Linked DNA regions of Homo sapiens: region 1 is linked to region 2. Evidence: chromatin loops called from intact Hi-C (ENCODE). Cell type or tissue: B cell. All regions are shown on one strand. Links, peaks and the distances in the headings refer to the core of each region. The heading gives the core; the rest is flanking DNA. Region 1 overlaps LPIN1 (lipin 1). Region 2 overlaps MIR3681HG (MIR3681 host gene).

What was found. A loop is a pair of places that touch in the nucleus more often than their neighbours do. Peaks named below come from ENCODE experiments on the same cell type or tissue, not always from the same donor. Only the 100,000 strongest peaks of a DNase experiment are listed, where the experiment ranks them.
Region 1: it touches region 2 in a loop (2.8-fold over the local background); 2 of 110 quality-filtered maps call a loop at or near these places.

What each region holds. Positions count from the first base shown.
Region 1 is chr2:11,751,821-11,754,730 of GRCh38, forward strand. All of the region lies in intron 1 of LPIN1 (lipin 1), which reads left to right. Among named protein-coding and RNA genes, the nearest start is that of LPIN1, 6.6 kb to the left of the region's middle. RefSeq lists an enhancer at 1,975-2,184. In B cell, for the core only: a CTCF peak has its summit at 1,648; a DNase peak (open chromatin) is centred at 1,851; H3K4me3 peaks cover 1,246 bases; H3K27ac peaks cover 1,472 bases.
Region 2 is chr2:12,031,000-12,033,909 of GRCh38, forward strand. All of the region lies in intron 2 of MIR3681HG (MIR3681 host gene), which reads left to right. Among named protein-coding and RNA genes, the nearest start is that of MIR3681HG, 25 kb to the left of the region's middle. In B cell, for the core only: CTCF peaks have their summits at 1,600 and 1,805; DNase peaks (open chromatin) are centred at 1,142 and 1,622; H3K4me3 peaks cover 1,424 bases; H3K27ac peaks cover 1,809 bases.

The DNA of each region.
Region 1 (2,910 bases), core at 268-2,767, 280 kb before region 2:
CAGCCTGAGTAACACAGCGAAACTCCGTCTCAAAACAAAACAAAACAAACAAACAAAAAACCACAATGGGTCCATATTATAAGTATTTTTGTACCTGTTTTCATTCTATATATACATTTTCATGTTAATATTTATGGAGCTACCTCTCTACCATTTTATTATCAGCCTCATAATATTCCATTTTACAATGTGGATGGCCCATAATTTATTAAGCCAGAGTCATACAGATATTAAGTTATTTCTGATTTTCCCTATTACAATTAATGCTACAGTTACTGTTTTTGTACACGGATCTTACTGTATTTGTACAATCAGTTCCCAGCGGTATAGTTGCTAGGGTTTGCCAATAGGTGCCCCAAAAGATGGGCATTGCCACATTGCTTACCCCATTTATGACCCTGTTAGTAGTGAGTGACGATGTCTGATTCTCCTACTTTTCATGGGCCCTGGGGTTTTAATGAAATGCTTTGATTTTGGACCATCTGAAAGGCCTCTTTCGATTCCTGTATCTTTAATTATGAATGGGGTTGAATATCTCTCTCATATATTATTGGCCAAATGTGAACTGTCTATATGTTTTGTCCATTTTTTCTTTTGAGCTGTTCCAAGGCCATTTTTTTTTTTTTTTTGAGACGGAGTCTCGCTCTGTCGCCCAGGCTGGAGTGCAGTGGCGGGATCTCGGCTCACTGCAAGCTCCGCCTCCCGGGTTCACGCCATTCTCCTGCCTCAGCCTCCCAAGTAGCTGGGACTACAGGCGCCCGCCACTACGCCCGGCTAATTTTTTGTATTTTTAGTAGAGACGGGGTTTCACCGTTTTAGCCGGGATGGTCTCGATCTCCTGACCTCGTGATCCGCCCGCCTCGGCCTCCCAAAGTGCTGGGATTACAGGCGTGAGCCACCGCGCCCGGCCTCCAAGGCCATTTTAAACTGACCTTAATCTTCTAGAGGTGGCTGGTGTTGGCAAAAATTGTGGGGTTAGGAAAGCTGTGGCAGGGGTTTTGAATTTTGGCAGTTCCAAGAAAGCAGCGTTTCTTGGCAATTTGTGAAGCCTGGAGATGGATTCTGCCAATTTTGGAATAAATGTGGAATTTTCTAATTTAATCGTGAGGCAAGAAACCATGTGACCTCTGTCACCTCATCCTGACAGTGTCCGCAGTGCTGTCCTTTCTGGAACTGTATGAAATTGCGGTCGTGAATGCTTTGGAGCGTCTGCTGTGTGCTGGAGTTCTACAGATGAGCTTAATTATGGGAACGCCCTCCTGTCCCTGGGCAAGGAGGGGGATGAGCAGGGTGGGGGTGTGCTGGAGGAGGAGACGCCTGCCACTTTGCCACCCTGGAAGCTCACTGCAAGAGCTGCAAAATTTCCCACCTGCCTAACACAGGCAGGGCTTTGGTGGCGGGACCCCAGGGCTGGCTGTTTTTGCTCTTTCATCACTTTTGTCAGGAAGTATTGAAAGACCTTTAAAAGGCCTCTGACTTGCAGGGCCTCTGACCTGCAGGCCTTTTAAAGCATCTCCAGCTTTTCTAGTGAGTTTTTGTATTTTGGACGGGAATGTCTCACGAACCCTGGCATGCCAAGAAAGTCCCCAATTTCCCAGCAGGTAGTGATGGATGCAGAGCTGTGCTCTTCTGTTTAAGAAGCTCCTCAAGGCACTCTGGCCAGGACAGTTTAACCACAGGGACGCTGGTGGACTCAGTCAATCCAGACCTGGCAGAGGGCAGCAGCTGCCTATAAGTGTGTGCCAGTTACAGCAGGGCGTGGGCTGCTGCCCAGGTGGCCTGACTTTCTGTCTGTGTTCCTTTCCCTGTATCACCCTGAGTCTGAGCCAGACTTCCTCTTTTGTCACAGGTAATTCATCACCCTTATCAACCGCCGTTAAGTATCAGTCCACAATGCTCTGAAAAGACTTCCTCTTTGCCGTAAGTGTAAATTACAGGAGGAAGCTAACACTATTTATAAATCAATTTCATTTTCATGCAAGTCTTATTAGTCATGATACCATTTTGGGCACTTCCTAGAAGCTTTTTGTGTTTTTAAATGCTTTGGATGAAAATCCTCATTTGTCTTGTAAACCTCCAAGGTGGATGTGATCTCGGCGAACACCAGTAACAGCGTGATGTTTGTGACTTTATCCAGTGCTGGGCGGACCACAGATAGAGTCCCCAGGTGCTGAGACACTGACTGTAGTGTGCTCAGAGGAGGGCGGCTAGGGCAGTGAGCAGGAAGCCCCAAAATCGTCCCTGTCAAGCCCAGCTGGGGAGCCGACAGTGCCTTCCCTAGAGGAAGGGTGCCAGGGGTGGTCATTTAGTTGTCCTGACATGATCCGTTGGCCCCACGAGCAGCAGCCAGGTCTGTATCTGAGAGCTGTAATTTCCTGCTGATAACAGGAACACAGATAAGGGGCACCCCATCCCAGAGTGATATTAGGTTGGCTTTTGAATCACCAGGCTCCTTGGATGTGCCTTAAGCCCACAGGTGCCCTTTAAGCACCTGCCGTGAGGGCAGATGTGACAGATCGTGTTTGCTCTCTGGGCAGTGAGTGGGTTTTGGGTAGCTTCTCTCCAGGAAATGATGAATCACTCGGAGCTGAGCAAGTGCCAGAGAAGTCTTCAATCACAGACTGAACCCAGGAGGGTGTTTCGGCCTTTCTAAGTCCTTAAGGGTTGTAGGGAAGGTTTTGAACAATGGCTTTTGACTTTACCTTCTGAGAGGCTCTGTCAGGGAGTGGTGATGCTGCGGGTGAGAGCAGTTTTGAAGGTGTCACATCCAGGGCCAACCCTGAGCCTTGCTTCTGTAGCCACCTCCTATGGGAGGTCATGACAATAATAAGATTTTGCATGTGTTGTCCAGGAGCAAAGACCTTTCCAAACTAGTCGTTGTGTTGACCACTGAGGATGACAGCCTGGTGG
Region 2 (2,910 bases), core at 162-2,661:
TTATTTGAGTGGTGGGATGATAAGCCAAAATTTTCCGGCTTTCTAGATCTCTGTATTAAAAACAAGTTATAGTTGTTTTTTTAAATTAACATTCTTAAAATACCTACCAGTTGTAGTTTACTAACTGCAGTCAAATTTCTAAAGCTTGTTAGGTGATGGGGCTGCTAGAAGCCATGTGCTTATGAGACAATGCATTCAATGTTGACATTCATCATCTGCTTCTTTTTAAATAATTTTGGTAAACTATTCCTAACATAAAATTTACAACTTAACCATTTTTAAGTGTGCCGCTCAGCGGCATTAGGTACATTTACATTGTTGTGCAACCATCATCATCCATCTCCACAAGTCTTTTCATCATCCCAGACTGATACCCTGTCCCCATTTAATAATAGTTCCTCATTCTTCACTCCGACTCCTGGCAACCACCATTCTGCTCTTCGTGTCTATGAATTTGGCGGCTCTAGGTACCTCACGTAAGTGCAATCATGCCATATTTGTCCTTCTGGGACTGGTTTACTCCACTTAAGATAATGTCCTCAAGGTTCATCTGTATTGTGGTGTGTCAGAATTTCTTTCCCTTTGGAGACTGAATAATATTCCACTGATGTATGTGGCACATTTTGTTTCTCTGTTGATCCACCGATGAACACTTGGGTTGCTTCCACCTGTTGGCTATCGTGAATAATTCCGCCGTGCATATGAATGCATAAGTGTCTGTGTGAGACCCTGCTTTCAGTTCTTTTGGAAATATGCCCAGAAGTGGAATTTCTGGATCATGTGGAAATTCTGTATTTAATCTTTTGAGGAACCGCCATACTGCTTTCCACAATGGCTGCACCGTTTAACTCTCCTACCAGCAATGCACAAGAGTCCCAGCTTCTCCACATCCTTGCCAATGGTTATTTTATGTATGTGTCTGTGTGTGTGTGTGCGTTTTCTGATAGTGACCATTCACATGAGTGCAAGGTGATATCTCATTGTGGTTTTTATTTGCATTTTTATCTGCTCATTCTTACAGCAAACATTCACTGCCAGCACACAGGTGCCAAGACCTGGGACACGCACTAGTGCCCAGAGGGGCCCTGCTGTCATCGCCCTCAGAGTGGGGTGGGGGTACTGATAACCAAATGCAAGCTGGCATTACCCCTCCTGGCAGGCAGTGAGGGGTAGCCTGCACGTGGCACTGTGGGGACCCTGGGGTGGTGTGATGCTGGCTTGCTTGGTCATCTCCAGGACTTCCTAGTAGGCTAGAGACAGTGAGTTCCAAACACTTAGGAAAAAATTATAGAATAACACTTAACAAAAAATTATAGAATAACACATAACAGTGAGAAATTTCTACTCGTTTACTTATTGTTCTCCCTGCAAGCTGGGAAAAGACAAGCATTCTTTGATTTTGCTGTTAGAACGTGGGGTTCCTTGGAACAAGTTCCAAGCACCACAGGCTTAAATGAAACATGTATTTCCACAGAGATGAAAGAAAAGGGAGGGTAAGATATCTCCTATGCAATTGCTTTGTATGCAGCCCAGGCTGTGAGGAGGAACAGTTTAGGCAACAGCAACACCACCCCCTGGCATTTGCAGAGGGCATTTAACTCTTCAAAGCACTGCCTCATAACCAAAGGAGGTGGCGTCCATGCGGAGAAAAGGTTATCACTTTTTTTTTTCTTGGCCTATAATTACTCATGTGCTTCATGCACCTGGTGGAAATTATATTTAACAGTACATGCAAATGCTTATTTCCTGAATGAATTTACATTTTCTTAGCTACTTTCTACTGTTCCCTTAATGTGGGCTTTATTAACCAGTTTTTATGCATTTTTGTTGATGTTAGCTTCTTGGCTAGTAACATTCTCATTTGGAGCTATCTTGGAGGTAGGACATAAAATGTATATGTGTTTATAAGTATAACATTCTTGAAAAATCAGTTATTAAAAAACAAAACAAAAAAGATTTTATAGCCAGAGTAGTGGAAGTCTAAGCTTCCACTACTTTCTTTTTAATGTCATTGGTTGATAGGTATTATACAAGTAATTGCTACCTTTAAAAAATTGATGAGGTTTAGTGTTTACTCCTGCTGAGTGAATTTTTTTCAGGATACCAAGCATTCTTTCTGTACTCTGAGTCATAGGTCAAAAAGTGGCTCTTAGATTCATGTATTTACTCTTTCTGAAAGCTTCTGCCTCCATTGTGGCATTGTAAAAGTGTCCTGGCTTTTTTAGGGGGAAAGGGAATGGGTGTGATGCTTTCTTTCTGGAAGCTTCTGCCTCCATTGTGGCATTGTAAAAGTGTCCTCGTTTTTTTAGGGGGAAAGGGAATGGGGTGTGATGCCTTATAGGTGAAAAGATTTCTCTTATTCCGTCAAGACACAGGAGGTCTCAGAATGGTGCGAGTTTTGGCAGCCTGACTGGTTTCTTCAGGCCATGGGAGGAAGATAGAGCAGCAATGTTCAGGGACCTGATGTGCTCAGAGAGGCTCCCAGAGCACTGCGTCCACTGCAGGATCTTTTTGGTTTTTGATTCATTCAAGAAATATGAATTTATTATCTCTATTACGGGTTGACTTCTGTCCCAACAAAAGTATGCTGGAGTCCTAGCCCCAGGTGCCTGTGAATGTGACCTGATTTAGAAATTGGGTCTTTGCAAGTATAATGAAATTAAGATGATGTCATATGAAATCAGGATGAGCCCTAATTCCATATGACCGCTGCCCCTCTAAGAAGAAGAGGAAAGACATAAACCCAGACTCAGAGAGGACATCACGTGAAGATGGAGGGAGAGGTGGGAGTGACGTGTCCATGAGCTAAGGAGCATCAGGGACTTGTGGTAAATCCCCAGAAGCCAGGAGAGAGGCAGGACGTGGATTCTCCCTCAAAGCCCGCAGTAGTAACCAAGCCTAAGACACCTG